7 separate regions of the Mus musculus genome follow, and regions 1, 2, 3, 4, 6 and 7 are each linked to region 5. Evidence: chromatin loops called from intact Hi-C (ENCODE). Cell type or tissue: heart. All regions are shown on one strand. Links, peaks and the distances in the headings refer to the core of each region. The heading gives the core; the rest is flanking DNA. Region 1 overlaps Stat1 (signal transducer and activator of transcription 1). Region 2 holds the start of Inpp1 (inositol polyphosphate-1-phosphatase). Region 3 holds the start of Nab1 (Ngfi-A binding protein 1). Region 4 holds the start of Hibch (3-hydroxyisobutyryl-Coenzyme A hydrolase). Region 5 holds the start of Nemp2 (nuclear envelope integral membrane protein 2). Region 6 has its middle 22 kb from the start of Mfsd6. Region 7 has its middle 58 kb from the start of Gm23460.

The links. Hi-C counts contacts between places; a loop is a spot of excess contacts. Peaks named below come from ENCODE experiments on the same cell type or tissue, not always from the same donor. Only the 100,000 strongest peaks of a DNase experiment are listed, where the experiment ranks them.
Region 1: a loop joins it to region 5, with 8 times the contacts of the local background. A loop is called at or near these places in 12 of 42 quality-filtered maps.
Region 2: a loop joins it to region 5, with 3 times the contacts of the local background. A loop is called at or near these places in 2 of 42 quality-filtered maps.
Region 3: it touches region 5 in a loop (4-fold over the local background); 20 of 42 quality-filtered maps call a loop at or near these places.
Region 4: a loop joins it to region 5, with 4 times the contacts of the local background. A loop is called at or near these places in 18 of 42 quality-filtered maps.
Region 6: a loop joins it to region 5, with 2.6 times the contacts of the local background. A loop is called at or near these places in 27 of 42 quality-filtered maps.
Region 7: a loop joins it to region 5, with 4 times the contacts of the local background. A loop is called at or near these places in 7 of 42 quality-filtered maps.

What each region holds. Positions count from the first base shown.
Region 1 is chr1:52,144,214-52,148,622 of GRCm38, forward strand. It overlaps Stat1 (signal transducer and activator of transcription 1), which reads left to right. Exons shown (of 25, transcript NM_009283.4): 14 at 1-84; 15 at 937-978; 16 at 3,081-3,164; 17 at 3,688-3,786. Among named protein-coding and RNA genes, the nearest start is that of Stat1, 27 kb to the left of the region's middle. In heart, for the core only: CTCF peaks have their summits at 2,534 (motif pointing right) and 3,378 (motif pointing right); no DNase peak of the experiment used is centred there; H3K27ac peaks cover 1,435 bases.
Region 2 is chr1:52,815,155-52,819,563 of GRCm38, forward strand. It overlaps Inpp1 (inositol polyphosphate-1-phosphatase), which reads right to left and starts at 2,534. Exons shown (of 6, transcript NM_008384.2): 1 at 2,248-2,534. In heart, for the core only: a CTCF peak has its summit at 1,946; DNase peaks (open chromatin) are centred at 1,477, 1,977 and 2,477; H3K4me3 peaks cover 1,413 bases; H3K27ac peaks cover 1,043 bases.
Region 3 is chr1:52,498,712-52,503,120 of GRCm38, forward strand. Nab1 (Ngfi-A binding protein 1) reads right to left here and starts at 1,737. Exons shown (of 8, transcript NM_008667.3): 1 at 1,499-1,737. It also overlaps the pseudogene Gm5976. In heart, for the core only: no CTCF peak of the experiment used is centred there; DNase peaks (open chromatin) are centred at 1,210 and 1,880; H3K4me3 peaks cover 2,096 bases; H3K27ac peaks cover 1,966 bases.
Region 4 is chr1:52,842,909-52,847,317 of GRCm38, forward strand. Hibch (3-hydroxyisobutyryl-Coenzyme A hydrolase) reads left to right here and starts at 2,130. Exons shown (of 14, transcript NM_146108.2): 1 at 2,130-2,236. The coding sequence starts at 2,202. In heart, for the core only: a CTCF peak has its summit at 2,350; a DNase peak (open chromatin) is centred at 2,023; H3K4me3 peaks cover 1,850 bases; H3K27ac peaks cover 1,857 bases.
Region 5 is chr1:52,628,182-52,632,590 of GRCm38, forward strand. Nemp2 (nuclear envelope integral membrane protein 2) reads left to right here and starts at 2,524. Exons shown (of 9, transcript NM_001142647.1): 1 at 2,524-2,670. The coding sequence starts at 2,577. In heart, for the core only: CTCF peaks have their summits at 2,462 (motif pointing left) and 3,616; a DNase peak (open chromatin) is centred at 2,480; H3K4me3 peaks cover 1,393 bases; H3K27ac peaks cover 1,144 bases.
Region 6 is chr1:52,746,679-52,751,087 of GRCm38, forward strand. No RefSeq gene overlaps it. Among named protein-coding and RNA genes, the nearest start is that of Mfsd6, 22 kb to the left of the region's middle. In heart, for the core only: a CTCF peak has its summit at 1,792 (motif pointing left); no DNase peak of the experiment used is centred there.
Region 7 is chr1:52,384,575-52,388,983 of GRCm38, forward strand. No RefSeq gene overlaps it. Among named protein-coding and RNA genes, the nearest start is that of Gm23460, 58 kb to the right of the region's middle. In heart, for the core only: a CTCF peak has its summit at 2,669 (motif pointing right); no DNase peak of the experiment used is centred there.

The sequences.
Region 1 (4,409 bases), core at 289-4,288, 480 kb before region 5:
TTCAACATCTTGGGTACGCACACAAAAGTGATGAACATGGAAGAATCCACCAACGGAAGTCTGGCAGCTGAGTTCCGACACCTGGTAGGCAGAGCAGTTTGATGTCTTGATGCATCTCTGGTCCTTTGGAAGTCTTATAGGATTGACCCCCATACTTTCCCGACGGTGGGATGCTGGTCCCTTCTTCATCTCCTGAGTCTCCTGGCTGTGTGTTTTGACAGGGGCTGTACGGACCTCAGTAGAGTGCTTTATAAACTTGCATGTGCATAAATTATATAAGCACTTGCCGCCTCCTCTGCGAGCAGCCCCTGAGGTTCCAGCAGCATTCTAAGGAAACCATTCCCCACTTCAGTCCTCACTTCTCCTGCCTTCCAAGTGTGTAGCAGCTTGACCACGAATGCTGCAAGAGCAGGAGGCCTCGTTCCATTGGGTAGAAGGGTGGTACTTTCCTCTGGTCTCCATAAACCCAGTGTTGGGGCTGGGTACCAGCTGGTGAGCTACAGATTTCAGAGCTCGGGAGTGACATGTGAGGCGAGGGCCTCCGTCCAGCTTGGAAATCTGAGCGTGTCCAGATTGGCCCTTTAAATCTCAAGGATTGAAATCTGAACGAGGAGACTAGGTCAGCCTGCTGTGCTGAGCCTGGTCTGGAAGACTGCAGAGGCTGGAAGACTGCAGAAGCTGTTTCGTGTGCCTGGGCCATGAAATCGCTGCTGAAGGTGCTGGGCACCCATTGCATGCAGGAGCAGCAGACCTAGGTTCTGGGGCGTCCCCTCCCTCAGATTACTCACACTTCGCCAGGCTTCAGGAAGAGGCACTTCCCCCTCTTGTTCCTAGGAGGTTGTCACACCTTTCTTTCTAGTTATGACTGGGAACTGATCTGTGAATAAACACATCAACTCTAATGATTAACCTGCCATTCGGTTCCTTCTTTTACAGCAACTGAAGGAACAGAAAAACGCTGGGAACAGAACTAATGAGGTGAGCATCTCTGGGTGGCTAGCGGGTCCTAACAGAACTGTTCTGTTCCGAGAGGACGCATCAGCGTCCTGGGACCTGATGTGGAAGAGGGCTCGGGGTATCTGTGGGGATGATAAAAAACACTCTCCTGTGTACTTTCTGGTTGAAAGGCAGTTTAACCCACAGTCTCATTGGCCCTACAAAGACAGCCAATCGGACGGGGCGTGGTGGGCTTTCATATTGTTCACCTGGGTAAAGAAATGAAGGCCCGGACATTAGCATGGTTTCCCCCAGAATGCACAGAAGAGCTGGAGAGGCTGAAGGTGACTGCCTTGGTTAGGGTTTCCACTGCTGCAAGGAAACACTGCGAACAAAAGCAAATGGGGAGGAAAGTGTTTATTTGGCTTAACTTCCACATTGTCCATTGCTGAAGGAAGTCAGGAGAGAAACTCAAGCAGGGAGGAACATAGAGGCAGGAGGACATCTGGTTTTTGCTACTTTGTGGGTTCTTCTTTCTTCCACCCTTTTTAAACCTCACCCTTTCAACCCCCTAACACTAGATAAGAGAGAGAGAAGAAAAAGGATAGAGAGGAAGGGAAAGAGATCCCAGAATAAAGTCGGGCTTGGAAAGTTGGAGTGATGTTATTGTTAGACTACTTCCTGCGGATTCGAGGCTCCTCAGGGCCCTAGCATTTATTTATCCTCTGAAACTTCCCAGAATTTCAAATGTCACACGATTGCAGAAACTATCTCTAGCTGGCAGAATTGTGCTTCTTCTGCTATAGCATGAGGCACGTCAGTCAGCTGCCGAGGACAGTCCCAAGCAGCCCCGTGTCCCCCTACCTGGAGCTTAAACGAAGACATACTCAGAATATTTCTGTGTTTTTTTTAAAAAGAAACCAAAATTTCAGAATTTTCACTCCATGGGAGCTGATGCAGAGGCTACGGAGGGGTGCTGCTTACTGGCTTGCTTCCTCTAGTTTGCTCAGCCTGCTCTCTTATAGAACCCAGTCCAGGGATGGCACCGCCACCCACAGTGGGCTGGGCCCTCCCCATCAATCACCAATTAAGAAAATGCCATATAGCTGAACCTTATAGGGGCACTGCCTGAATTGAGGTACCCTCCTCTCGGATAACTCTTGCTTGTGTCGGGTTGACAGGAAGTTAGCCAGCACGGTGACTGAGTCTGAAGATCTAGTGTTGCCGACGGTTCCCTGCCATTGCATCCCCTACACCGTAGCATTGCTTTGTCATAGATCCTGTTTTTACAACCTGGACCTTAGAAGTTATGTTCTTGATGACTGAAAAATGAGAAATGGTTGGGCATGGTAGTGCAGGCCTTTAATCCCAGCAGTTGGGAGGCAGAGGCAGGGGAATCTCTGAGTTGAAGGCCAGCCTGGCCTACAGAGTTCCAGGACAACCAGGGCTGTTACATAGAGAAACCCTTTCTCAGAGAGAGGGGACTTGGGGGTAAGAAAATAAGGGGATGAGAGATGAACGGAGGGATAGTCTGGGCCTGGGTTGGTTTGAAATTGTCCTTGGAGCACACGTTGTTGGCTGACGTTCCATTTCACGACCACTGGAGGTCACTGCAGCTACAAGACAAATGCTGGTCTGTGCAGCCCAGACATCGCCTCCTTCGCAGTCTTTGTCACCTTCTAGGTCTAGCAGCTATCTCTATAGTTCCAAGATGGTGTGACACAGAAGAGCTGTGTATGGAAGTCACTTTGAAACTATCCCTTTCTAGCAAACCAGAGCACTTAGGATCAAACATATGTGGGTTAGCACTTTCAGGAGAGGCTCTGACTATTAAGACCCACCCTCACTTCCACTGCCCCTGCCAGGTGTGCAGTCTGTGGGAGCCGGCAGATGGCTGGAGGTCAAGGGGTCATAGCTCGTGGATAAACCCACTTGTAGTTGCCACTTTTCCCACTGGCGTTTCTGTCTCTGAACACATAATCCTTGCCATAATTACAAACGCCTTTGAGGGAACACCAGGAAGCTTGGGATAGTAAAATCTGGGTATTATTGAGTTCTGAAGTCCAAGTTCTGGATCACAGCTGGTTTGAGGATCTCTACAACCTATTTGGGTTTTGAGAGCTCTTTTCTTTTTGTTTTGGAAGGGGCCTCTCATTGTCACCGAAGAACTTCACTCTCTTAGCTTTGAAACCCAGTTGTGCCAGCCAGGCTTGGTGATTGACCTGGAGGTAAGAGTTACAGTTTCCTGAGGGAGAAAACATGCTATCTTTACTTCCACAAAGGCTTATTTTTTCAGTTTTTATTTCAGCCTTATTTACCTAATTGTTAAAAAATAGGATCCCTTTAAAATTATCAATATTTAAAAACTTTTCTGTGTATGGATGTTTTATCTGCATGTATGTCTGTACACCACATGTATGTGTGGTGCCTGCAGAGGCCGGAAGAGGGCATCAGATCCCCTGGGACCCAAGTTACAGACAGCTATAAGCCACCATGTGAGTGTTAGGAATCAAACTTGGGGCCCCTGGAAGATCAGGCAGTGCCCTTAACTACTGAACCATCTCTCTTCTCCCCAAAGTGGTCTTTTCCAGCTAATACTATGTTGACGTTAATGATCTAGGAAGCTGGAGAGTTGGACTAACCTTAAAATTTTGCAAAAGAAATGTCCTGATTGTGCTAGCTAGCCACTGTTGAGTGTTTAGCTACTAGAAGGGAGCTTGAAATGATTCCAAGGTCTTTGTTCCCTTTCAGACCACCTCTCTTCCTGTCGTGGTGATCTCCAACGTCAGCCAGCTCCCCAGTGGCTGGGCGTCTATCCTGTGGTACAACATGCTGGTGACAGAGCCCAGGGTATGGAAAACACATGTGCTTTAGTACGGTTAACCAAGGCTGCTGCTGCTGCTGCTGCTGCCTGCTCCCATCACTAGATGTTGGGGAAGATAGTCCCAAGCCCCGTGGCACCAGTGAGGACCTTGTGTGATGGGAAAATAGTCACACGTATGTGCCAGGCACGGGAACAGTGATTTTTCCAACTCAGGCAGTCGATGGCTTTATTTTTCTGGCTGTCCTTCTGTGTTGCTTGCTTTAAAATGTATGCACTTGTTAAATGGACATGCATTTTCTTAGAGCAGGAAGACACTGCAGACTGGTCCGTTGGTTCTCATTAGGAAATACTGTGTTCTGTAAAGTAGTCAGGAGCTCTGGTTAATCAAATACAGGATCATTGCTCCCAGGGGAAAATTTAGAGCTCAGCTTCTGTAACCCTTGAGTCGCAGCATTCTTGGCAGCCCATGTATAGGTAACGTGAGTGTGTTTCTTTTTAAAGGCACCTTATCTAGTCTGTCTGGCGACTTGTTACACCATACCACGTGCCTGAGTGAAGCTTATACTCTCTCCATGATGTCCCCCCCCAATGCCTAGCGCCATTTTAAACAATGAAGTCATAACAAAAATCACAAAAATGTGAAAAACAG
Region 2 (4,409 bases), core at 316-4,315, 190 kb after region 5:
ATTGTATTTTTGAAATTATGACTTGTAAAGTACTAAGTTGTGGGGTATGGAGGGAGCTCAGTCAGTAAGGTGGATTCCAAACATGCCTGGGGCCCTGGGATCCGTCCCCAACCTTGCACAATCACCTAGTGTGGTGGCACTCGCCTGTAATGCCAGCACTGGAGAGGGGGAAACAGGAAACTCAAGCTCAAGGCCACCCTCTGCCTCCCAGGGTTTGAGTCCAGTCTGGGACACCTGAGACCCTAACTTTGTAGCTAAACACTGCGACCAAGTTGCAACCAAGTATCTTTTTGTGTAGGTGGTTGTGGTATATGTGCGAGTGCATGCATGCATGGTCCAGTGTTTGTAGATGCCTGTGTGCATGCATTTGGAAGCCCAAAGCTGAAGTTTGGTGTCTCCATTTATTTATTGTAGCAGGGTCTCTCACTGAAGCTGGAGCTCACTACAGCTACCCTAGCTAGTCAGCCTGTCCTAAGAATCCACCTCTGCCTCCCGAATGCTGGTAGTGCTAGATGAAGGCTAGGCCTACCCACCTTTTGTATGGGTTCTTGAGACAGGGACTACTTCTTCAGTGAGCCATGCCCCTCCCCACCTCTGTCTAGCCTTCTACTATTATCTTCCATTGTTAGTAAACAGCTACGTTTAGGAAACACAACTCCATACTAATTGTGAGAAACAGGAAGCAACACTTTTATTTCCAAACTAACCCAGACAAAAGCCCAACATTGAGTCATTCTGAGCTTCTTAGGACACCCTAAGTATTTTAAGGAAGACATTTATACAAGACTCCCACCTGGGGAAAGTCCACATCTGTGCCACTCTTTAAAATGGAAGATGTTTGTTTTTAATTGATTACTTATTTATCTTTTAGGCAGTTTTGGTGTAACATGAAATAGAATAAAGCATCATTTTTCTAATTATTATTCAAGATCGAAGTAAAAGAGGAAATACCTATATAACGATTTACCTTTATTGCTTGTATTTTTATTGGCCTTCTGTGTCTAAAAATAAATTAGAATTTTTTCTCCAATTACTCCAAGTACAAGTATAATCTAAATGTGCAATAATGAACTTCACACTACAGAGTGAGAGTCTAAGGTGCAAGTGGTGGCTTAGTTCAAAAACTTGCAAAGAAGAGTTCTTAGTCTATTCAAAAACTGAAGTGTAACTTTATGTGTCTTACACAGTCTTCTTCATTGCTAAGAATTAACTGCAAAAGTATTATAAAAGTCCTTTAAATGTAAGTTCTTAAGAAAACAGCAAACAGGCACGTGCAGGGGTTAAAATCGGCTTTCCCGTTGCCTGTATTTTCCCTTTCATTCTGTACTTTCAGATGCCTGACTGAGGTCATCTTGCTAGTCCATCAGCCAAAAGTAGTCCCTGGGGTTGTTTTCTTCCTTAGATTGTTACCAGGTGGGTGGACCTAAGTCTTACCATCTGATTAAAACTGGGAATTAAGGGCAAGGAGCCAAAAAAGCAAAGCAAAACAAAACAAAACAGAAAGATTCATTCTGCATGGGATACATATATATTAAGAGTCCTGTCCGCACGGCCTCAAGCCGCAGTCCTTTTGACGCGAACACCCTCACACAGTGGGCAAACTTCCACGTGTTCCGGTCCTAGTTTTAAGGACAGAAATCTCCAAAGTACACACCGCGCTTGTTAACGTGTATTCCCTAGATTTTTCTTTCACACCTCATGTCTGACAGTCCATATGATTTTTACCAAAGCCAGGTTAGATAATTTAGATGACACCCTTCTATGCTGTCCACACCCACTGCCTAGACATGTCTCACAAAACCATACTTCAAAATGTAGAAAAAATATACCCCCGGACTGTTTAGTCTACACCCATCCAATGGGTCTCTAGAGACAGTCAACGTGGATCCACGTTAGAAGCATCTCTCAGGCAAACTGCTCCCCTACTTCTTGACAGCTACGCCACCTACCCGTGGAACCTGGGCCTCTGCTTCTGACCATTCTCAGATCACCTCATTCAACCTAGAGGCTAGTGGTAGGAATGGAAAGAACCGAGCAGAAGAAGCTACTCTGCGGGCGATTGGATTTCTTTCGGTGGCTTCTGCAGAGCTAAGGGGGCGGCGTGATCCGCGAGCTTAGCCTCTCGGTTCGGGGTTCGGGCTCTGTGTGGGTGGGCACGGGCAGGCCGGAGAGGCCTCGATGCAGCGACCCGGTACCTCGCAGGCCCAGGCGCCGAGGCCAGTAGCCTTCGGCCGGAGACCGACTCACCTGCCCTCTGCAGAGGCGATGGAGCGCGCGAGGCTCGCGGGGACCCAAATGCGCGGAGGTGGAGACGCTGGACACCGGGGAGGGGTGGCGAAAGCAGGAAAGCGGATTACCTAAGCGAGGATGCAGAGCCCCAAGGAGGATACAGCCTTTCCCAGAGAAACGGAAGAGGCGGAGGAGGGGCGAGAGAGGAGGAAGGGAGTGCCAACGCCTGGAGGTGGTCGCGCTGGGACCTGGCGCAATCCTCCTGTGGCGGGCACAGCCGGAGGGCAAGCCGCCAGGAAAACACCGGAGGTCACCGCAGCGAAGGCGGGGAGGCGCCCTGCCTCTCTTGGCTCCAGCAGTGCAGCCCAGTTTCTGCCAGGTCCCGGCCCCGCCTCTTTCCCCCGGGGCGGGTGGCCTCTTGCTTCTGGGGCGGGCGAGGGCATCCCACGCCAGCCAGCCTGAGTCTGGCCTCCGCGACGTCACAAGTGAAGCTTTGTCAATTTGCTTGAGAGGGCCAGAAAGGTCAGGGTTGCCTCAACCACAGTTCTTGGTGTGCATTGTTTCTTCAGAAGCACCCAAAAAGTCTTTGAGAATATTCCTCCTCCATTCATTTGAACCCTTGGTGTTATGGGTTTGACAGATGGTTTGAAGCTGTGAAGTTGGACTTCCTGCTAGAATGAGTCCCCCTGTTCTAATAGAAGCGTCTAGGTTCCTACATGTTTGTTTAGTCAAAGCAGTGTCTTCTGGACCTTATTAGTTGTGGGTCAAGGCCCAGCCAGGCAAGAAGCACATGTTGGGTGGGAAACTCATCTCTTGCTGCAACCCTTTTAAACTAATGCTCAGTGTGACTTAAAGATATAGTTGGGAGTGGTAGGTGGAAATAGAAATGGGTGGTGATGGACAAAGGGCAGCAAGGGTAAGAATTTTAAAAAGGGCAACATTCAACTTTGGGATAGAAGGGGCTCAGAGTCTCTGTGAGTGCTCTGGGCCCTTCTGTCCTGGTAAGATTTATCCGGCTTCCCTGTGATTTATTCTGTGGCTGGAACTGGGAAGCACTTCAACAATTCTAGCCTGCAGGCTTTCTCATCAACCTCTCCCCAAGCTCCCATTTATTTATGCGCAGTACTGCGATGGCACCTCACCCACTTCCATTCCCCATCCGCCTTCCATTCACTCACAGGTTCAGTGGATTCAGCCTTCTTTCTCACTTTTACTTTGTTTTGTTTTGTTTTTGGTAAGAGTCTCACTTTATAACCCTTGCTGGCCTCAAATTCGCTATCCTCCTGCTTCTGCCTTCTGGGTGCTGGGAGTACAGATGGGTGCTACCATGCCTAGATCCTCATATTGTCCTTTAGTTCCATTCTCTTAAGTCCATTCTTGGTGTTACAGCTGATATTAATTATGAAATCATATCCATGACAGCAAAATCAAGGAATAATATAAATGTGACATTTACCATAAGGAAATGGGAGTAGATTTGTATCTAGGAGCAGAACTGGGGAGGGGCTAGAGTAGGAGCTATGACTCTAGCCCATTTCTCTGCAGGTGCAGAGACCACCCTACAATACGTATCTCACTGGATCACTTGCTTGCTCTGATCTCTATTAACACTTGGAGCAAACTGCTGGTGATCAAGGCACATTTCCTCCTCCTCACTGTCAACTTTGCCACTCACACTTAGTGACCCTTTTACCAAACCGGATCTAGATGTCAATCCACAAACTTTTAGAATTCCATGTTTATGGCTGCCATTGCTATTGCAGCAGTCTCTTGCAGCTCTAACACACAGCTATAAGAGCTGGATAACTGGTAAGTCTTACCTCATAACTGATGAGATGGCACAGCAGGTAAAAGTGCATGCCACCAAGCCTGATGAACTCACTTGGATTTCTGGTACCCACATGGTGAATAGAGAGGACTGACTCCCCAAAATTGTGCTCTGGCCTCCATTTATGCGCCACAGCACACCTGTGTGCTCACATACACACAGTTATAATCATAAAAAATAATTTTTAATTAGGTATTTATTTCAGTTACATTTCCAATGCTATCCCAAAAGTCCCCCACACGATCCCCCACCCATTCCCACTTCTTGGCCCTGGCGTTCCCCTGTACTGAGGCAGATAAAGTTTGTACGACCAATGGGCCTCTTTTTCCACTGATGGCCGACTAAGGCCATC
Region 3 (4,409 bases), core at 278-4,277, 130 kb before region 5:
ACTTGATGAAATTTATTAGGCATAATAGCTCACTAAAATTTTCTGTATCATCTAGATGAATCTTAAGAATTTGTCATCTGAAATATATTCACAACTAAAGGACAGAATGAAGTAAAATTTCCAGTGCCCCATGCTGTCACTAATACAGTCCCACACAACAGGAGACTGGGCCTCAGGAGAGAAAAAGCATGCTCAGTAGTGGAATGGCAGGCTAAGCATAAGATGGTCAAGTCAAAAAAAAAAAAAAAAAAAAAAAAAAAAAAGAAAAAGAAAAGAAAGAAAGAAAGAAAGAAACAAATTATCTCCCTAGCACTTCTTGAAATTATTTTCTTTCAAGATGTAATGTTCCAGTATCTAAACTGGAAACAGAGATGAAGAAGGCTGACTGCACTGCCTATCTACAAATTCTCAACAGCATACTTATTTATCTGCTTGAGCTTACTGAAAGAACAGAATTAAATGTCTCAAAAGATGCAAGCTGGAGGAAGAAACCTTCAATCCAAGTCACTTGTGCTGGCACAGAAGCTGGGTGTGAAGCAGCTCTTTGAATCTCAGGAAGATAGCCTCCACCCTGGTCGGCTATCCGATACAATGGACCCTATACATCCTCTCTCCAGTATCTCTTCTTAAAACCGGCAGATGAATTATAAATGTCATAACATATATTGTACAAAGAAAGATTTTTCAAAAAGTGAATATTTAAAAAGGGTAATTCGCTGCGTGTACAAAACAGCGAACCATTTCGGATGTGACTAATCTTATTTTAAATTCGGTTCCTCTGCTCCTATGCAATCTAATATTAACTATTAAAACTGCCAAAATATTTTTATACGAGATCTTAGAATCTCCTTAGAGATTCTGATCTTTGCACTCCGTAAAGTTGGCAGGCACGTCACTGGCAAACCAATCGGTAGTGACAACTTACTCCAAACCAGCTCTTTCGGATCAAATTGTAAATTAGCAGGCAATCCAAAATTTCCCAAGCCTCCCTGAGCCAGGGCACGGTTCCCGCTGGTCGCCCGCTGCAAAACTTGGTCAGCTCAACCTACAGACGCAAATTCCAGCTCTACCCAGGAGATTCCTTGCAGATCTCCCGGGTTGACCGTACTTCGGTGTCTGTCCCCGTAAGGTCACACACCTGCGTCCAAAGCTTCTCTGTCCTACACGTGTCTGCACATTCCCCACTCAGCCTCAAAGGCTCGGCGACTCCCGCTTCCCTGCACCTGGGTGCCAAGTTTCTGAAAGCCACTTCCAAGCAAAACTCTCCTTCCGCTCTGAAAACACAACTACAGTAGGAAGGGGCGGATAACAGGAAGAAAGCGGAGACTCAGCGGCACTTTTCGGAAGTCCCTGGTCGCCCCGGAGCTGGCACCCCACGCGGGCCCGCGAGCGCGTCCTCCCCGCACAGCCCGCGCCCCCCGCCCGGCAGGACGCGACGGCCCCGCCGAGCCACGCGTCCGCGCCCCCCGCTCCATCTCGAGGCCCTCCCGGTACCTACGCGGCCCGCAGCTGCGGCGCGCTCCGCGACGACGGCTCTGCCGGGCTCCTGCGGCGGCTGCGGCGGCCGGGACGCCCCCGCGCCCATCGAGGGGGGCAGGGACGCGGTGGGCGCGCGCTCCGTCCCCCGCCCGCCCCGACGGCGCTCGCTCGGTCGCGCGGGCGGAGGCTCGGGCGGAGGCGGGCGGCGGCGGCCCCGGGCGCCCTCCCTAGGCCTCTCCCGCCGCCCCTCCCTCGGCCTCTCCCTCTCCCTCCCCCGCCACCTCCGCCGCCCCCGCCCCGCCCCGCGCGCTGTCACATCGGGAGATTCCGCTCTTGCTCCATTCGCCGCTCCGGCTCCCGCCCACGCGCGGCCGAGTGACGCAGATCCCGGCGTGGGCGGCCGCGGGGCGGGGGTGGGGGCCGGCGGGGCTGAGGCTCGGCGCGGTCCCGGGGGTGGCCCATTCCCACGGCAGCTGGGAGCGCGCGGGTGGGGGCGCGCGCGCGGGTCGGAGGAGGAGGAGGCTTCCGTGGATCCGCGGACAGCGCTGCCTGCCAAGCCCCGCACCGGGCCCGCCCAGGAGGGAGGGGGTGGGGGGGGTACAGAACCGCAGGTGCGGTGCGGACCTGTCCCTCCTCGCCCACTCCACCCTGTCCCCACCCTCGCCCAGGCCTGGTTTGAGGAGGGAGGAAAGGGAAACTCTGGCCTGGTGGCTTAATGACACCCTTTTCATGTCTGGAAACCTTGTGTTACTTTACAGGCCATTCTCTGTTGTCTTCCTGTAGGCAAATGACACACTCCTGGTGCTGTCTTGAGCGTGTCAAAATAGAGTTCTTAAGGCAAGGTGTAGACATTTTGAGCTTGGTTTGCATAAACTTTTCTAGCCAAAGAAAGTGTTACAGCACCTCAAAAGCTAAAGCTATTGCCAAAATTTTAAGGGGAAAAAAATTAAATCTATTTTTGCCTTCCTTGGGGAGGGGGTTTCAAAGAAAAGAATTCAAGTTTTAATGGTGTGCTCTTACTGCAATACAGGTAGAATCCTGTTTTAATGTACATATAAAAATCCAGTTTTATATAGGAGGCCGTTCCCACTTCCTGGCTGGCCTCCCAGAGTGTGCCTACTTGGTTGAAGGGGATACAAGGCATTCTTTGAGAAGAGAAATTCTTTAAACCACATCTTTATGTTGCAACAATGGGTGGGATGATAATATTGAAAGAAAAAGACCTTATTAAATAAACCATTTTTTCTTTTTGTAAAAACATGTTCTACAAATGAGTGATGTCAATGGAATAGATATGTACTTAAATGCATAAATATATAAACATATAGTTACATGGTTAAGTATACATTTAAGCTGAAATATCTTCCCTGTTAGTGACAAGCCTGTCTAGAATAGTTGGTATTTTAAATAATTATTCTTAGTTCCTCAAATTCTTCAGAAGAAATAACAGCTACAAGTGTCTCCCTGCCACTCCAATTGTCAGTGTTTATGCTCCTGCTCAGCGAAGAGGAATTTAATTTGGGTGGTTGTAGTACAGTCAGGGCTACTGAGACAATTTCTTGGCCGGTGTGGAAAGGTAGAGGTTAATGGGTAGTCGAGCAATGAAATCCGCAAAATTCTTCTAATTCTTCACTGGGAACTCTGATGGTTTGCAAACATTGTTGCTTCTGAAAAGCCTAGGGGGAGGGGTGCGTGTAGCTTTATGCCACGCAGTTAGTGATTAGTCAACTTGGTGAGCTCACCTGCACTGCACAGCGTTCTCCAGAATTGAGTCCAAATTGCATGCTGTGCTCCGGTAGGGCGTGCTTCTGCCCTGCTGAAGGCTATACCGACAAGGAAATGTGTCTGGGGCTGATCCTTTTTACAGTTAACCACTCAAGTCCTTCCTTGTTTATGTTCTGGGCACATTAGATAGTGTGTTCTTCCCACATTAAGAATGGCATTCTGGGCCCACTATGCTTTGCTTAAATGCCCTATGGTTTCTGGGAGAGGTGGTGGGAGGAAAGAAAATGAAAGAAAAAAATTTTAAGCTTTTAGGCATCAGGTTCTTTATGGGCACACTGTAGTCAACAGGACTGTTCGACAGGCCTGAGATGTTCACCTGTATGTGAGACAAGTTGGAGGAGAAAGCATTGATTCTGTGCATGCCGTCCTTCCCATTCCTAAACTCCACCTCCCTGCTCTCAGAGTGGAGGTCTTCTAGCTCCTTGGTGCCTTAGTGGGAGGAGAAGGGATACATTCTGTAAGGTAACAATTATGGAGTGGGGTTGTTCTCTGAAGGCCCTCTGGGAGAGATTAGACCGTTTTAGAATTTCTTGGAGGCAGTCCCAGGCAGTTCTAAGAGAACGTGGCAACACAAATGGTTCTTCTTGAGACCATTTGGATATCTTTTGTTAAAAAGAACCCTGCAGTAGCTTTGTTTCTTCTGGTTTGATTTTACCATAAATACCTGTATGCTTAAATTACTCATTTTCTCCAGTACGTCTTGTTAAGTGTTAATTAAATACCAAAGTTAAGTTCTGAGGACACAAATAACCGTGGTTAAACCACAGTTTAAACCATGGTTCTGTTCCCAGAACTTTTCTATAAAACAGCAAAAATAAAAGATCAAAAGAAAGCCTAAAAGCTAAGGAACATGATCTGTTTCTCTTCAATTCTTTATTTCCTATATTAATAGATTCATGGACTATCAACACAACTATCAACTTGGCACTCCCTTGAATCCATGTCACAGTGAAATAGAACTAAAATTCTTTAAAATGGGAGGTTCCTGTCTCATCCCACATTCCAGAAAGAGCCTTAAGGATACCTGAACATTTCTCTTTTTTGGGGTGTGTGTGTGTGTGCAGTGAACTTTATTGATGGTATTCAAGAGAGTAGGGAGGGGTCCCCAGGCCTCTCCTGTTGTTTTGGGGTTCTGGAATGGAAAT
Region 4 (4,409 bases), core at 210-4,209, 210 kb after region 5:
ACAAGGCCACACGTCCAAATAGTGCCACTCCTTTGGGCCAAGTATGTTCAAATCACCACAGTGGACAGTTAAATATGGGGTTTATTTAATAAGCTGCTTTCCAGAACAGGTATGTTTTCACTGATATTTCTAGTTTGTGAGCATTCTCTTAATCAGATATTTTGTCTCAGAGGAAGACTGAGGGATCTGTAACTTTTCTGAAGATAATTAGCAATGTTTCGAAGCAAGTTCAGCTATGTAGAGTACTAAACTCTGGTCTTTCCTCAATGTCAAATGCATCTCATATGTTTCTGACTCAAAGAACATTTAATTTACTTAGTTTTCCTAGACAGGGTCTTGCTGTGTAGCCCAGGTGACCATTCTGTTTCAGGTTTCTGAGTGCTGGAATTATAGGTGTGTGTCATCGGGTCTGGTTTAAATTTACCTTTTCATTAAAAAATTATTAAAATTACACAGCCAGGCATGGTGGCACATGCCTTTCATCCCAGCACTCGGGAGGCAGAGGCAGGTGGATTTCTGAGTTCGAGACCAGCCTGGTCTACAAAGTGAGCTCCAGGACAGCCAGGTCTATACAGAGAAACCCTGTCTCAAAAAACCAAAAAAAAAAAAAAAATTACACAAACTCCTTCAGATCAATTAATACCTGCTGATTAAACTTAAAAGCCAAACATAGATAATCAACTGGGCATTTCAAGACAGCCTAGTCTAGGGAGCAAACTCCTTTCCTTTCCATTTTTTAAAGTAAAAACCACTACCGTATTTATTGTTTCTCAATATTACAAAGAAAAGGCAATGCAATCTTTTTACATTAAATGTGGTAGTAAAAAAATTATATTTAAAGGTTTTTGAAATTTCTTATTAGATATTTTCTTTATTTACATTTCAAATGTTATCCCCTCTCTTCCTTTCCTTCTCCTATGGAAACCTCCTATCCCCTCCCCCTTCCCCCTGCTTCTGTGACAATGCTCCCCCAACCAACCAACCCCCCTCTCTGGCTTCCCCATCCTGGCATTCCCCTACACTGGGGCATCCAGCCTTCACAGGACCAAGGGCCTCTCCTCCCATTGATGCCTGACAAGGCCATCATCTGCTACATATGCACCTGGAGCCATGGGTCCCTCCATGTGTACTCTTTGGTTGGTGGTTTAGTCCCTGGGAGCTCTGGGGGTTCTGGTTGGTTGATATTGTTGTTTGTCCTATGGAGTTGCAAACCAATTCAGCTCCTTCATTCCTTTCTTTAACTCCTCCATTGGAGACCCTGTGCTCAGTCCAATAGTTGACTGTGAGCATCCACCTCTTTGTCAGGCTCTGACAGAGCCTCTCTGGAGATAGCTGTATCAGGCGCCTGTCAGCAAGCACTTGTTGGCACCTACAATAAAAAGTCTCTGGGTTTGGTGACTATATATGGAATGGATCCCCAGGTGGGGCATTCTCTGGATGGCCTTGCCTTCAGTCTCTGCTCCACACTTGCCTCTGTATTTCCTCCTGTGGGTATTTTATTTCCTCTTCTAAGAAGGACCAAAGCACCCACACTTTGGTCTTCCTTCTTCTTGAGCTTCTTGTGGTCGGTGAATTGTATCTTGCCGAGCCTTTGGGCTCATATCCATACTGTGTGTTCTTTTGTGATTGGGTCACCTTACTCAGGATTGATACTTTCTAGTTCCATCCATTTGCCTAAGAATTTCATGAAGTCATTGTTTTTAATGGCGGAGTAGTACTCCATTGTGTAAATGTACTACATTTTCTATCTCCATTCCTCTGTTGAAGGACATCTGGCTTCTTTCCAGCTTCTGGCTATTATAAATAAGTTTTTCTACTTTTCTCTTTGCTTTGGTTACTCACCTCTCAGCTTTCGTCTTGGCTCCTCCTCTTCCTCCTCCCCTCACTAGTTAACGCCCCTAGCCAGGACCCGCCCCACCTTTACCCGGCCTGGCCCTGTCTAGTGTGGCCCTGCCCACTGCTCTTGCTGGTTTCCTAACTGCTCCTGTTTTGCCCCGCCCCGCCCCGCCCGGCCGGGCCCGTGAGCGTAGCGCAGCGGAAGTGTAGGCGTTGGGCCGCTCTGGCCCACCGGAGGACTTGTCATCAGTGACCCCGGCTCTCCTCTGCTCTCATCGGCTGTGGGCGGGGCTGTGGGCGGGTCTAACTACCAGAGCCGGTGGAACCACTACACTCTGCTTCTTCTGCTCTTGGGTTTTTAGGCCATGGGGCAGCCATATGCGTGGCGGCTCCTGTCGAGGTGAGTTGGTGAGCAAGGCAGAGCTAAGGGCCGGCTTGGGGGAAAAGGCTCACAAGTGTCCCCGCAGGTCTCGCAGATCTAGTCGCCTTTGTATGGCAGCCTCTGCTTTGCTGCCCCGCGGCGACCTCAGCGGCGATCGCAACGACATGCGTCCTCTGACTTTGCTCTTTTTCTTGCAACAGCACCTTCATTTTCCGTCCTCTAGCATCTGTTAGGCCTTGACGTCCCACAACTTTCTCCCCCCTCCGTTTGTCTCCTATTTATTTTCTTTCTTGGAACTGGGCGCTGTGTGGGGACGTGCCACCTGATTTACTGTGTAGGGTATTTTCTTAAGTCACACAGAAATGACAGGTTGTGTACCTGGGCTCCGGGTAAGGAACTTGATTATTTCAGCTAGCAGTAGTAGCAGCGCAGGCAATTGGAACTCACAGAATAATGTTGTGACCATTTAGCGTGGCTTGACCGGAGCAGTGCAGATATTAACTTTCTAAGAGTGTCTCTCACTGCAATCGGACCTTGGCAGAAGGAAATGTGGTAGCACCCATTTTAGGAGCTTTGGCTAGTGTAATTCCTTTTCCCCAGTACCATACGCAAAAACTTCAATTTCCCCCCTGTGGAACTCTTCACTGAAGTACTTTTGGGCGATGAAATGTGTGCTGTTAGACATCTGTGCAGTCTAGGAGCATCTCAGACGTGGAACGCACCCTTGTTCCGTCTGCACGTTTCTTATGCCTTACAGTCTGTTGTGGAAGGTTCCTGCAAAGGCATAGAATGTTTCTTAGTTCTAAATGAGTAGTTACCAGTGGAGTTAGGGAGATGGTTCCGCGGTTTTAAGAGCCTATACTGCTCTTAAAGGACTGGCTAAGAGGACAAAGTTCTGCTTCCCGTGTGGCTCATAACTACCTTTAACTCCGTCTCCAAGGAATCTGATAGTTTCTTCTGGATCCATTGGACACTTGTACTTACATGGGCATACATATATACATAGTTAAAAACACATCTTAAGCCGCGCATGGTGGCGCACGCCTTGAATCCCAGTACTTGGGAGATAGAGGCAGGGATTTCTAAGTTCAAGGCCAGCCTGGTCTATAGAGTGAGTTCCAGGATAGCCAAGGCTACACAGAGAAGTCCTGTCTCAAAAAACAGAACAAAACAAAACATCTTAAAAAGAATAGTGCCTTTTTAGCAGAAAGCACCAACGATACTCAGGTATTTTTGTTACATGTAGAAGTTGCCTTGCTTCTCTTTTTTCTTTTGTGGTGAATAATAGCATCTGCTCACATAATCATTGTTGTTGCTTCTTGATGATGGCAAATTCTAAATTATTTGGGAACAATAATTTAGAGGCATGTATATTAACAAAGTTAACTTCATCTAGAAAGATTCTGTCATTACTGTGGTTCAGCTTGTCCCTATTTCACTCCACATTTCAACATGTAAAGTGCCAGGACCAAATTGGACAGTACTGATCTGAGGTCTCCCTTTCCTAGATCCAGTCCTGGGATAGCAAAAGGGATTGGAGACAAGGTCATGCAGTCAAGAGGAGCGGATTCCACAAACCTGGAGGGAGATCCGGAGAGTTTCTGGAAGGAAAGGGGCGGGTGTGCCTTGGTTGATGTGATTGGCTAATGCCATTGAACTTAGCCTTCCTTTGCTCCTCTGGTGCTGTCCTGTGTTCCTAACATTGCAGTGCCAGTTTAGCAGTTGGGTGGTTTTCTCTGTCTCAACAGCATTTCTTTAAGAAGAGAACTTTCAAATGTATTGTATAGTTGATTATTCTGAGTCCTATGCCGAATGCTTCAATTGTACTTCAAATGCAATTGAATTCAATTATATGTCAGCTAGATCTCTAAATGATCTCTATCACTCATTTTTGTCTTTTGTTGGATACTAAGCTATGAGTTTCATTGTGGCAGTTCTGTACACACTGTTTCTGTGTTTCTGTTGTTGGTTCTATCCCCACTCTCCTCCCCTGGCTGTCAGTGTGCTGGTCAGCCCTCCTCCTCTACTCCCTAGCTCTTCTGCTTCATGGCACTTTGGTCTTTTACTCTCATTCCCTCCCTACCATCCTGTAGCCTTCCCTTAAGAGATCCTTTTCTGCTCTCATGGTCCTGTTTTAGTTTAATGACCTACACTTACCATCAATCTCTCTCTCTCTCTCTCTCTCTCTCTC
Region 5 (4,409 bases), core at 260-4,259:
CAGAACTGATAGAATGGCTTACTATGCACCATCTCCTTCAACAATTGCTGTTTATTAATGGGAGGCCCAAGAATCTAGCAATTATTCAGTCCCTATGGATGGATGTCTCAGCTGGTCTTCTGGTAGGCTCTGATAACAGTAAAGGAATGGACTTAGCAAGAGGAATCACAGAAAAAGTGTGAGGAGCGGGTGTGGCAGCAGTCCCAAGAAGGCGCCAGGGACTGCAGCTAAGTCTTATGACTTGCACCTGACTTCCTCATACACCTGAAAATAAGCCACAACCGTCGTGAGAGCTGCACAGGTGCGCCATGATGCTGGTGGTTTAAACAAGTCCATATTTGGTGGAGACATGCCCCTGCCGCCCTGATTGGCTGAAGCTGCGTGCCTTGGTGAGGTGACATGGCCTGCTGTGAGTGGATGAGGACTGAGAGTATATAAGAGTGAGAGGCCCGGGGTTCGTGGGAGATAGATGAAGAAAAAGTTGAAGCGAGAGAGATGAAGACGGAAGTTTGCTGAATAAACTGCCGTTAGAAGGACTGGTGGTCGTGTCGTTCTTGCTGGTCGAGAGCGGACGCGACAAAAAAGAGCAAGCTTCCTTCTTCCATGTCCTTTATATAGGACAAAGAAAGATCTGGAGTAAAAGTATGTCTTCCCACTTCAAATGATGAAAAGAAAAATTCCTCAAAGGTGTACACAGCCATTTGAGTTTAAATTAATTCCAGATGTAGTCAAGTTGATGACCAAAAATAGCCACCATACCTAAGGATATTAAATATTTATTGACCATTTGTATTTTTACCTTTGAAAACAACCTATTCAATTCATCTACCAATTTAGTAATTAGATGGTTTAATTTTGTTTTGTTTTGTTTTGTTTTTTGATCAGCGCTGCAAACATATGTCTCTGCTTGTTCTCTATCTATTGAAGACAGCTTTAAGAAAGTACATTAGTCATTTGGTGATATGTTTCTTTCAGTTGCTTTCCTTAGCATTATCCCAAATTAACCAAACCAGTTTGAACAGAATTGGAGCAAAAAGTTGCTTTGCAAGAGGCATACCAAGGGGATCCAGGGAAAAAAAATGATAAAGGACAGATTCCAATAATGAAGGTTTATTTTTAAAAATCAGCCCCTAATAATTTCCTTAAAAAAAAAAACTCTGAGCTTTTACAGCCACATACTAGGTATACACATATACGGGGCATTTGGTGAAAGCCTCCTTTAGATAACTCAGAGACATTCTTTCCTATTTAGACCATTAAAAAAAATTGAAGCTGAGTTATTAAAAAAAAAAGATTTCTATTATATCGAGCTTAGTGCTGTTAGTGGAAGACTGGAATTAGAGAAAAGAACACAACTTCTTACTCTAGCTTTGTGTGTGTGGTGGGGCAGGGATGGGGATCAGAGGAAGGTTAAATTAGGTCTCATGTAGCCAGACTAGCCTTGGATCCCCTATGCCACTTAGGCTCACCTTACCCATCATTAACTCTGTTTCTCAAATGGTGGGATTACAGTCCACTACCACCACACTCTTCTGCCCTACTTCAAGTATGAAATAGTAAGTCACACTGAAAGGTTTCCAGAGACCAAAGAAGGCTTGCTCTTAACACAGAATTATCCTGATCATCAATAAACCATAGGGCTCAGAAACTGTGAGTCTCTTTCTAGGACAGACTATTCTCTTGTGGTTGGTGGTGGCTTTCTCTGCTCCCCAGAGTGGTTTACTGTGCAGCATTCCAGTTTCTTGGAGTCTTCTGTCTCAATAGGCTGACTTTAGAGAGCTATCATCTCTGCCAGGTTGGTTATGTTTAGAACACTCACTATATCTTTGAATTTTTAAAAATACAATCTCATTTTTAAAAGAAGGCTTATTTTTTAATTTAAGTGTATGGGTGTTTAGCTTGTGTGTATGTCTGTGTACCATATGTCTGCAGAATTCAGAAGAGGGCAGTTGATTCCATGAAACTGTAGTTACATATGTTTGGGGCTGCTGCCATGTGCACGCTGGGAAACATGGGTTCTCTGGAAGAGCGATAAGTGTTCCTAAGCACTGGACCATCTCTCCAGCCTCCAGATCTCTATTAAAGTAACACTTTATTAATAGTGAACTTATATAACCCTTTTGGGTTTTTTTTTTTTTTTTGAAAGATACTGTGTTCATGAGCTTAGACACAAATTATTTAAGCACCAAATTTCTCAACTTGTTGCTTAAAAAAAAAAAAAGGAAGAGGTGAAAGGAGGGACAAACAAACAAACAAGTCAGGCTTTTGTCTAAGTGGGGCTTGCTGGTCTTATTTCTGAGAGGGTGCATGTGAAGAGCCTGCCTTTCTGAGTGGCCCGCACCAGTGCTCTGAGAACCCTGCGCGGGGCTCCGGCGTGTTTTAAACTGCCCGCCAACTCTGCAAGCTGGCCCAGGAGCAAGAATCGGGAAGGCAGGTGATCGCCCCCTGGAGGCCACTGGGAGAGCCGCTCGGCGGACCGCGGAAGGGCGGGGCCGCAGCCGGCTCCGCCCCTGCAATCCCCTCCCTCCGCTTTCCCGCTCTTGGTCCGCTGCGCCACTTCCGCCGCTCTGGCCGCGATGCTGCCTAGGTTGTGGTGGCTGGTGCTCTGGCTGCAGCCCCTGGCTACACTGCCAGCGAGCGCGGTGCACGACGAGGAGGCAGCGATGTCAGGTAACCCCGGCTCCGGGCGGGGGGGCCTCCTTTCGGCGCCGCAGGGTCACGCGCGGCCGCGGCCAGGCCCCGCCCCTGTCTGCGGGCATCGGATACTTCAGTGTTTTGGTTTGTTCAGGATCACACCGCTGGACAACCGCACAGCTGGCCCTTTGTCTGCAGTTTATGTCTGAAACCTTATTTTATCTGTCTTCAGAAATCTCAGGAAACTCAAGGCTAGAGAAGGATAGAAGCTTCAGAAAGGAACCGAAATTCTGTTTCTGATTGGCTGCTGTGACCTGGGTAGCTGGTCATATGCAAAATACTGCTGATGCTCCAGCATTGAACCAGGTGCACAGGAAGTCTCAGTGAGCTACTCAGACTGTTTGGGGTGCTTAAGATTCTGGCTCAGAAAGCTGTAGCAGCAAAACGCAGTCTCCACGAGTTTAACATTTATTTCTACCATTCACTACATCCTTCAAAAGATTGCTTGTTTGTATTCTTCATTACATGGTCACTTACAGACTCAAGGGAGGCTGTCAAGATACAGACTTTCAATTGGATAATATTCCGACACCGACAAAGTTAGTAGGGTGTCTAAGACTGAAAGAGAGAATGGATGTTCAGTAAGCAGTTATTAGCTTCTGTCACACCTTGTGCCCATACTGGTATCTTGCAGTGAGTTACACCTTAGGGGACGGTCTGTGGTCAGCTTTTCATTGAACAGGAATGTGTTAATTAACTATTTTGTGCTATGCAGGGCTGATTTGCTCTAACTGCATTGTCTTATACTGATTATTCATATATGCCCATTTTACATGCTAGAGAACAAAGAATTGGTAGTAAATATAATAGGTACTTGTGAAAATATAAAACAGTTTGAGGAGGAGGGCTCCTGGGCGTGGCAGCAGAGGGGTAGAAGTAGTTATATAGATTCAGAATCTTGGGCTCTAGTGCAGTTGTTGATTTAACCTGTAGGTGTCGTATTCTCCAGGGCACACAGGTATTATTTCTGCTCCTTTTATTTGCTTCAAGGAACTCAGTTTTTCAAGTTTTGCTGCTGTATGGGTCACCATATAGCCCTAGCAGATCTGGAGATTTTTACATAGACCAGGCTGGCCTTGGCTGTACAACATTCCTGCCTCTACCTCCCAGGTGAAGGGTTTTCAGAGCTGTACTGTTGCGCCTAGCTTAATAGTCCTCAGTTGTGTTAAAGACGCATGTAAATGTTCACCAGGACTTTCTTTCTGAGAAGTGTAAGATACCCAGGAGATGATAAAATTCCAGTTCACAGCTGAAAAGAAAATGGCAACTTCTGTCTTGCCATTCCAGATATTCCTTACGTTCACATAGGAGGGGATCACTGTCCTGCAGTGTTGAGTGACACCTTGGGAACCCTTGGTTGGCTAGGTCTAAGAACTGCTGCTACTGTAAAAGCTATGGTCTTATGAGGGGCCTGTGATGAGACAGCTAGACAATAATCTCTCTCACCCACAGGGAATGTATTTTTTAAAAAAGCACTGCAGTACCGAACCTTACATGCCCCCCCCCACCCAGTGTGTGTGTGTGTGTGTGTGTGTGTGTACATTACATATCACAGCAAGAGATTTATAATTATAAATCAGAGCAAGAGATAGTTATTACAATTCATTACAATAAAATATTGTGGAAAAATTATTTGAACTTACATATTTCTACTTTGAAAGATTTTTTTCATTTAATATTTTCAGACCTTGGTTGAACACAAAAACTTGAAGCCT
Region 6 (4,409 bases), core at 177-4,176, 120 kb after region 5:
ATGCTGACTAAGATTACTATGTAACTGAACCAGTGCTTGTGAGAAGAGGAGAGGTAGGAAGAGAGAAGACAGGGAGAGATCCTGACTGACTGACCAGGCTGTATAATCCCACATCTTGAACTGGTTCTATAGGGAACTCTGACAATCTTGAATGGAGTAAGAGTGGTAATTCTTAGCACCAGAATAGTAGTGCAGGCTTGGGCCTGCTTGCTTTCTTCAGCTAAGAATACCTGCATTCCTGGAGCCAGAGATGGCTGGGAAGTTAAGGGCACTGGCTGCTCTTCTGGAGGACCTGAGTTCATGTCCTAGCACCCACATGGCAGCTCACAACCAACCCTCTTTAATTATAGCCCCAGGTTTTGTACTGTGTGTACTTGTGTGTGTTGCTCTCATTTATCATTCTGAAATTATCAGTCATCCATGCTATGTCATTCCATCTCAGCACACCATAATGCATCTACTCACTCTGCTGCAGATGTTGGCTGGTGTGAATAGTACACATCTTTTGGTATATATTCACATGTTAAGTATTAAGAAAGAGGTTATAGAATATGCATATATTCAACTTTATTAAATACTGATGAGCATTTTCCTAAAGTAATTGCACGAATCCATATTCCCACCATGAGTGTAAATAAACTTTATTTTACTTATTTAGGCTATAAGACAAGCTCCACCTAAAACTATGTGGGCAGGCTGGCTTGGCACTCACTCTATAGCTAGGTTAGGCTGGAACTCACAGGAATTCTTTTGCCTCTGCCTCTTCTATGCTAGGGGCAGAGGTGCAGACTACCATACCTGACTTGCAAGAGAATTTTAGTTTCTATGAGGGTTTGGTGCACTTTTCTGATAACTAGTGACATTGGTTGCTGTCTTAGTCAGGATTTCTATTCCTGGACAAAACATCATGACCAAGAAGCAAGTTCAGGAGGAAAGGGTTTATTCAGCTTACACTTCCATACTGCTGTTCATCACTATAGGAAGTCAGGACTGGAACTCAAGCAGGTCAGGAAGCAGGAGCTGATGCAGAGGCCATGGAGGGATGTTCCTTACTGGCTTGCTTCCCCTGGCTTGCTCAGCCTGCTCTCTTATAGAACCAAGACTACCAGCCCAGAGATGGCACCACCCACAAGGGGACCTCCCCCCTTGATCACTAATTGAGAAAATGCCTTACAGCTGGATCTCATGGAGGCATTTCCCCAACTGAAGCTCCTTTCTCTGTGATAACTCCAGCCTGTGTCAAGTTGACACAAAACTAGCCAGTACTTTCATGTACTTACTGATCATTTAAATATTTTCTTTTACAAGGATTTAGAGGCCCTTTTCACCTGGCCTTCTCTGTTGTTCCTGTTGACTTTATTGTGAAAGATCTTTATTGCTTGTGTATTCCAGTCCTTAGTCAGTATATCCTGCAAATGGCCCCTCTACTCTGTGGCTTAAATCCTTGTTCCTTTATGCAACGGAGAAAGAACTCCACAAATTAACTCTGTGTTATGCAGTAGTCAAATCTGGATGTTGTTTTTTGTTTTGTTTTGTTTTGTTTTTTTCTCCATAGTTTCCATATCTTAAAGGAGTTTTAATAAACACCTTAAAACTCAGTAAAAGGTATGAGTTAAGGAAAGCAGTTTGTTTAAAACACAGTGAGAGGTCTTTTGAGGAAGGTGATTCATTTAAAACTTAGTTATTACAAAGTAATCAATTGGAAGTGGTTAACAGAGTCAGGAACTTCCACAATTGGTCTTTAAGCTGCATCAGCCTGCACAAAAAAATGTTAGTGCCCCCTGGTGGGCAGTGTGAGCTTTACAGTAAATCCTGAAACACCATCAAGGTTTCCTCTATCTAAAAAGAACTATCAGTTGAAGTAATCCTAAATTCCCCTGAGGCTTGGGTTTGGGCCAGGCTACGAACTAGAAGATAATTACAACATCTAGTAAGATCATAAGTGGAAAATCGAGTGTTGAGACCTAAATAATTGCCGTTGTGGGGACAGTACAGGGAGAAATGGGTTGGAGGTGAGGATCACTCCAAAAGCAGGGACAGGTGCCATTAAAGTACAAATGGAAAACCATTTCCTTTTCTTTTGGAGTATATTTAACCTCATTCTGGGTAAAGAATATTAGCCACTCATCTTTATATTGCATTAACACCTGTTTTCAACGCAGATGTGTTTAACACATATGTGAAAACGTCAAAAATCCCTCTTTTTTTTTTTTTTTTTTATTCTTTTGAGATAAGATCTTCCTAAGTAAACCAGTCTGGCCTTGAATTCACAGAGGTGTGCCTGCCTCTGTACCCCAAGCTGGGATTAAAGACTCGTGTAATTATGCCCAGCTTTTCTTAATTCAATCTTCACAGTTCATGCTATGTATTTCATTGTTGCTAGAGCACCATAAACAAACAGTGCAGGATACTAATCCAGTGGGTTTATTCCAGTGCTTACTAACCACACATTCTATCACTTTTCTCTATGTTTGGGCTTACCAGCGAGCAAGCACCATGGAGACGAGGAACAAAGTGGCCCTGTCTTCCCTCTTTCCGTGTCACCCTTTCCAGCATCAGTGATTAGACAACACAGGAAAATAACACAAATCATACCGGCTGTGGTAAGCCTTCCTCCTTGTACATCTTTTCTGAGTGCCATTGCCTTCTTCATGCATGCCGTGAAACCCGGCCATGATACTTAGTCATGAATATATACTTGTCAACTGCTGGCTTTGAATCACAGTGGCCATGACATCTAGGATCCCCTGAAATCATGGATGCTGTGATACTGTGAATAAAACAGCTAGGAGATAAAACACACACACAAGCACACATACATATATACATACACACACATGTGCATCTGTGCATATACACATACTGTATAGCTCTTCTACTTCATTACAGAAAGGAGAAAATCAAAGTATAATTTTGTAAGTTAAAAAATTTGTCTTTTTTAAAATTTTGTACTAGGTATTTTATTTACATTTCAAGTGTTCTCTCCTTTCCTCATTTCCCCTCTGAAAACACCCTTATCCCATCCTCCCACCACCTACTCACTAACCCACCCACTCCCGCTTCCCTGTCCTGGCATTCCCCTATAGTGGGGCATTGATCCTTCACAGGACCAAGGGCCTCTATTCTCACTGATGTTCCACAAGGCCATACTCTGCTATATATGCAGCTGGAGCCATGAGTCCCTCCATGTGTACTCCTTGGTTGGTGGTTTAGTCCCAGTGAGCTCTGGGGGTACTGGTTAGTTCATATTGTTGTTCCTCCTATGGGGCTGCAAACCCCTTCAAGCTCCTTGAGTTCTTTCTCTAGCTCCTCCACTGGGAACCCTGTGCTCAGTCCATTTTTTCCCCAGCATTCAAAGAGCAGGAAAACAATGAGTAAAGGTCTCCCTTGAGATGGGCAGAACATGAGCCACATGGTGGCTTCTCATTCTGTCTGGTATCCAGTGACCAAAGTCTGCTTGCTCTGTCACAACACAAGCACCCTGTGCAGGTGTGGGGCAAAGGTCTCTGGTACTATGCAAGGTCAGGTGGTAGGGAATAACCATGTGTAAGCTGGCTTCAGAGTGTGGCTTTCAGGCCCTTAGGGCAACCTCACACAACTCAAGCTCTGTCAGTGGCTCTGGATGTGTCTGGGGTTTGAATATGATTCGGAACCCAGTGGCCAAGGCCACTAATTCACATCTGTGTTCTGTTGAGGGCCATGTCACACTGTCATGGGACACTGACTATACCTTGTGTTTTCATCACAGCAAAATATGTCACCATGCAATGTTAGGGATCGTTTCAAAACTACTTAACCCTCCATCATGCATATGGCCTTGTCTGAAGGTAAAACTTTCAGAGAATTTCAACATGTCAACCACAGAGCAGTAAAGCAAGCTTGGTGGCCTGGGTATGGAACTTTGTGAAACCTACATGGATCTCAAAGCCAGTCCAGGGGTGATTGGCTTATTAAACATTTTATTTATAAAGGAAATGAAAGGGATAAAGTGCTAGCATTCTGTCTAAGCTTTGCCCCCACAGTTACCTGGCAACAGTCAGGCAAGCCTAACTTACTATAAAAGAGGCTGCTTGCCCCCTCCTTGCTCTCTTGCTCTTACTTTTCCCTTCCTGCTCCTGCCCTCTCCCCATTCCCTCCCCTCCCCATGCTCATGACTGGCCTCTACTCCTCTTCTTCTCTTCTCTTCTCTTCTCTTCTCTTCTCTTCTCTTCTCCTCTCCTCTCCTCTCCTCTCCTCGCCTCTCCTCTCCTCTCCTCTTCCTCTTCCTCTTCCTCTTCCTCTTCCTCTTCCTCTTCCTCTTCCTCTTCCTCTTCCTCTCTCTCTCTCTCTTCTCTCTCTCTCTCTCTCTCTCTCTCTCTCTCTCTCTCTCTCTCTGCCTTTCTCTGTCTCTACTACCCTCTTAACTCCCT
Region 7 (4,409 bases), core at 257-4,256, 240 kb before region 5:
ACTGATGCTCTACTTATAATAGAGAGGAATTGGAAACAACGTAGATGTTTCTCAAGAGATAAAGAAAATGTGGTAATTTACACAATCAAATATTACCCATCTTTTTTAGCAATCCTGAAATTTTCAAGCCAATCGATGGAACTAGAAAAAAAAATCATCGCAAGTGAAATATTCCAAACCCAGAAAGACTAATATGGTATGCATTCACTTATATTTGATATTAGGTTAATGATAACCAAACTATAATTCATACAACCAGAGAGGTTAAGTATAGAGTAAAGGATTAGATTGTACAGATAGATTTTGGTAGGGAAGAGAAATAGAATAGGTGATTACAGATCAATGGGGGAGGGCTAGAACAGGAGATCAAGTGAGGAGGGTAGAGGGGAGTTTAAGAAAGGAATAATTGGGACAGACAGCTAAAATTAAGAGGCATTTGAAGGGTAGTATGGAAACCTAATACAGTAGAAACTTCCTAAAATATATACATGTATGAAGGTGATCTAAGCAAAGTTGCCAAATAATGGGGGAGACCGAGCCCCAACTGGCTATTTCTTGTTACCAAATGGAGCTTCCAGGACAGGGATTGGGTTACATTTAAGTGAGTTGTTTGCCAAAGGAGTCTTTAAACAAACCAGTGTGTTGCCAGGACAATTTGTTGTTTTCTACAAATTGATGGAAGAGCTCTGCTGCTGAAGATAACACCTACAAAACTCATTGAACATGGAGAAGCTGATCCTGTGACTACACAGAGCCTATAAGGAGCTTTCACTCCTATGTCATAGGATCTTTTGTACAGAAAGGTACTCTGTATGTTACCAAAAAAGAAACATCAAATCCAAACCAGTGACAAACTCTTTGATCTACAATGGTGCCATGCCTTCAAGATGTATTAGGGCAATAGTGGCACAAAACTTGTGGAAGTAACCAACCCACGTTTGATTTGATTTAAGGTCCAGTCCATGAGATGGAACTATAGCTCATATTGCTGAGGTAAAATGATTAACTGCTTGCTCTGGCTTCTGTAAACTTGCTTATTGCTGTGTGCAGGGGGAGTAAGGCAGATCCTCGTGTAGCTATAAACTTTGCAGACATGAAGTGATTGTGGTTCTCCCCTTTAAAAGCCTTTTCTTCACCCAGTTCTGGGTGACACATCTCTGAATTGAGTTAGAGATTAAACCCCTGCTAAGCAGTTTTAATAAATTTGGCTAATTATAATCTGAATTGAGTCTGGTGGTGGTCTTCTCCCAATAGTCTTGAAATTCCATAACAATCTTATTATGTTCTATGTTACTATATCTTATTACTATCTCAGAATACTGCTGGTTTTTTTTTAAATGAGAGACATAAGGGGAGTGGAACTGGATGGGAGGAGAGGTGGGGAGGAACTTGGAGTAGAGGTACAGGAAACCGTAATTAGAATATAGTATATGAGAAAAGAATCTATTTTCACACACACACAAAAAGAACAGATCATATCTGCCTGCTAATCATCAGGTCATATTAGTCTAACCTATGTCCTCAATCTCAGTGTGGCGCATCCCACTTAAAGACAGCATTTGCAGCTATATCCCCCTCTAAGTAACCCTATCTATGCTTTTTTTTCTGATAATATTGTGAGAAAGTGAGGTGCCTTCTCCATTGCTCCTACCTCCTCCCTCCACATAATGATGTATGAAGAAGTCAATAACTGACCCATCTCTGCTTTCATAATATTTCTCTCTTCCCTGGACCTTCCTGAGTCTCCACTGTCAGAGGGTATCGTCTCGGTCATTCCTTGACACATGCGTATCACCACAGAATGACACGCATGCACTGTAGACAACTGACTAAGTTTTGCCCAGGACACATATGCATCACAGTCCTCAAAGAAAGCTGCTTGCCAATCACATCTTCTTTCCTCTTCCTTCAGACTACAGTGCAGCTGTGGGGGTAGTCAGCAAACTTCAACAAGGAAAACGGGGAGAGGTGAAACAGTCGGCAGAAGGAAGCCTGTGATCCCCAGAAACAGAGCCACCTTCCCAACAAAGACTGTCCAGCATTTCCAGATTGCTGGCACAGGCATAAGTAAACACTCCCCTTGGTTGATATTCTGGGGTCTGTTAGAAAAGTGTATTCTACAACCTAGTAGGTCTAACACCTAGTCACCACACATGAAACTCTTATTATATGACTATTATGGACTCTTCTAGATTCTACCTGGACATAAAAACCGAATTCAGTACACTTTTTCTTCTGGAGAACTCCTAACTGGAGAAAGGCAATTTTGAATGGGAGGAAATGGGAGGATTCTTAGCATCCCAGCATTGTTGGTTATAGCTGTTGTAACAAAATATCCTAGTCTAGGTGGCTTAAAAACACCTGCAGGAGCAAAAACCATTCATTCATTTCCTGCAATGTTCCTCATCTTCCCCCGCCTTTTTTTATTAGATATTTTCTTTGTTTACATTTCAAATGTTATCCCCTTTCCTAGTTTCCCCTCCAAAAATTCCATATCCACTCCCCTTTCCCCCTGCTCCCCAACCCACCCACTCCCAATTCCTGGGCCTGGCATTCCCCTATACTAGGGCATACTTATCCATACTGTGTTAGTTATACCCTTTTCCTCTTCCCCACTACCCATGTTCATTTGATTAAGCAAGACTACACTTCTGCCCTCTCCCAGAAGAGGGCCATACCAGCTTGCACACATTTTCCCAGTCATGGTTATTTGCTCAGGGTTGCACCCAGGGTTCAACTCCATTCCAGAAGGTCATTTATTCTTGCTTGCTAGTCTTAACCTGAGAGTGGAGTGACCAGGGTACCTGAAACCATGCAGAAGACAATCAGAAGGTGAATTCGACCCCCCTGCCACGCAGGGTCTATGCGACTAGGCTTTTCAGTTACAGGAGCCAATAAGTTTCCCCATGTGACACTTTTGGTCAGGCTTTCTGGCACCTGTGACCCAAATTCCATTGATTCCTAAGAATCAGGGTCTGCACTAAAAGTGAGCTCTTTCTACTTGTTAGAGGAGGTGTAACTCTTTCTACCCGGTTTGTTATAATTTTACTGCTTGACAGAATCTCCAATATTCATGATTTAAAGAATTATCATGGAAAGCACAAGTTGCTTCTCGGCCTCATCGACACATGCCTCCCCTGTTGTTTCCAGAGAGACTGTCACATCCTGCTTGGCAACTGGGGCCTGTCTCAAGTCTCAGCTTGTGTGTTTTTATCAGTAGCATTGATGGTTCTCTTGTGTTCTTTTAAATGTCTAACCTAATTGTGTACTTCTAAGCCTAAATATAGGGCAAAACCAGAGAGATTTCAATCTCCAGAGCAAAACACCTGACCTGGAGAATTTAATATTCCTCTATCATTGGAAAGATAACTCAATATTGCCTTATACCTCTTTCTCAAATAACATTGATTTATTGTATTTACACAGATATATTGTGATCAAAGTTGGATTGGATTAAACTCTAAGTTATTACAACTTCTAAGCTTGTGGATTTGGCCCAGGAGAGCTGGTTGTACATTTTCATCAGTTCTACTGAAAGCCTTTTTGTTTTAAAACAAATTATTTTACTGAAGGCTTTGGATAACACACATGTACACACACAAACATGTGCGCACACACACACACGGGCACCCACTCCTCAGTCTTCTGTACACTTTTCTCCTTCATGCTGCTTCTCTTAGATGAAGGAGAAAGAACAAATGTGTCAGGACTCTGTGAGGCTGAACGTGGAGGTGTGAACGTGGGGGCATGTGTTTTAGACAGCATCTGCTGGTGCGTGGGAGGAGAGGTCCAAAGAGCACGGATGTGTGTCAGAACTCAGAGGCTGCTCAGAGCTCTGCATAATGACTTTCTTTTTTTATACCAGTTTTCAATTAAAGCTGTGGTTTTCAGCCTCTCTCTCTCTCTCTCTCTCTCTCTCTCTCTCTCTCTCTCTCTCTCTCTCTCTCTCTCTCTCTCTCTCTGTGTATACTATTATAAATCTTAAATTAACACAGAGCAGAACTCAAAGAGAAAGAAGCATAGATTTTTAAGATGGGTTACATAGATATTACTGGGAAATGTCGTCTGTCATCCTTAAAATGTAACCTGACATTTTATAATTCTGTTACCATTCTTTATTATGTTCATATTAAAAACATTTACATCTTTTTTCATATATTGAGACTGGGAACTGCCTTCAAAACCCTTCTATGCATATACACGTGCAAACACACACAGGGATCCTCATGTGTCTCTATTGTTCAAGCAGCTCATTGTCATTAACATGAATTGTGAGGCTATAGATTTTGCAGAGATGAATTTAACAAAAACAATGAAGACATTTTCGTCGCTGTTTTTCATTTGTAAATCACCTAGGGCACATGTGTAAGAAGTACTGCTGTTGAGTGCTGTTTCCAGCCCTGATACCA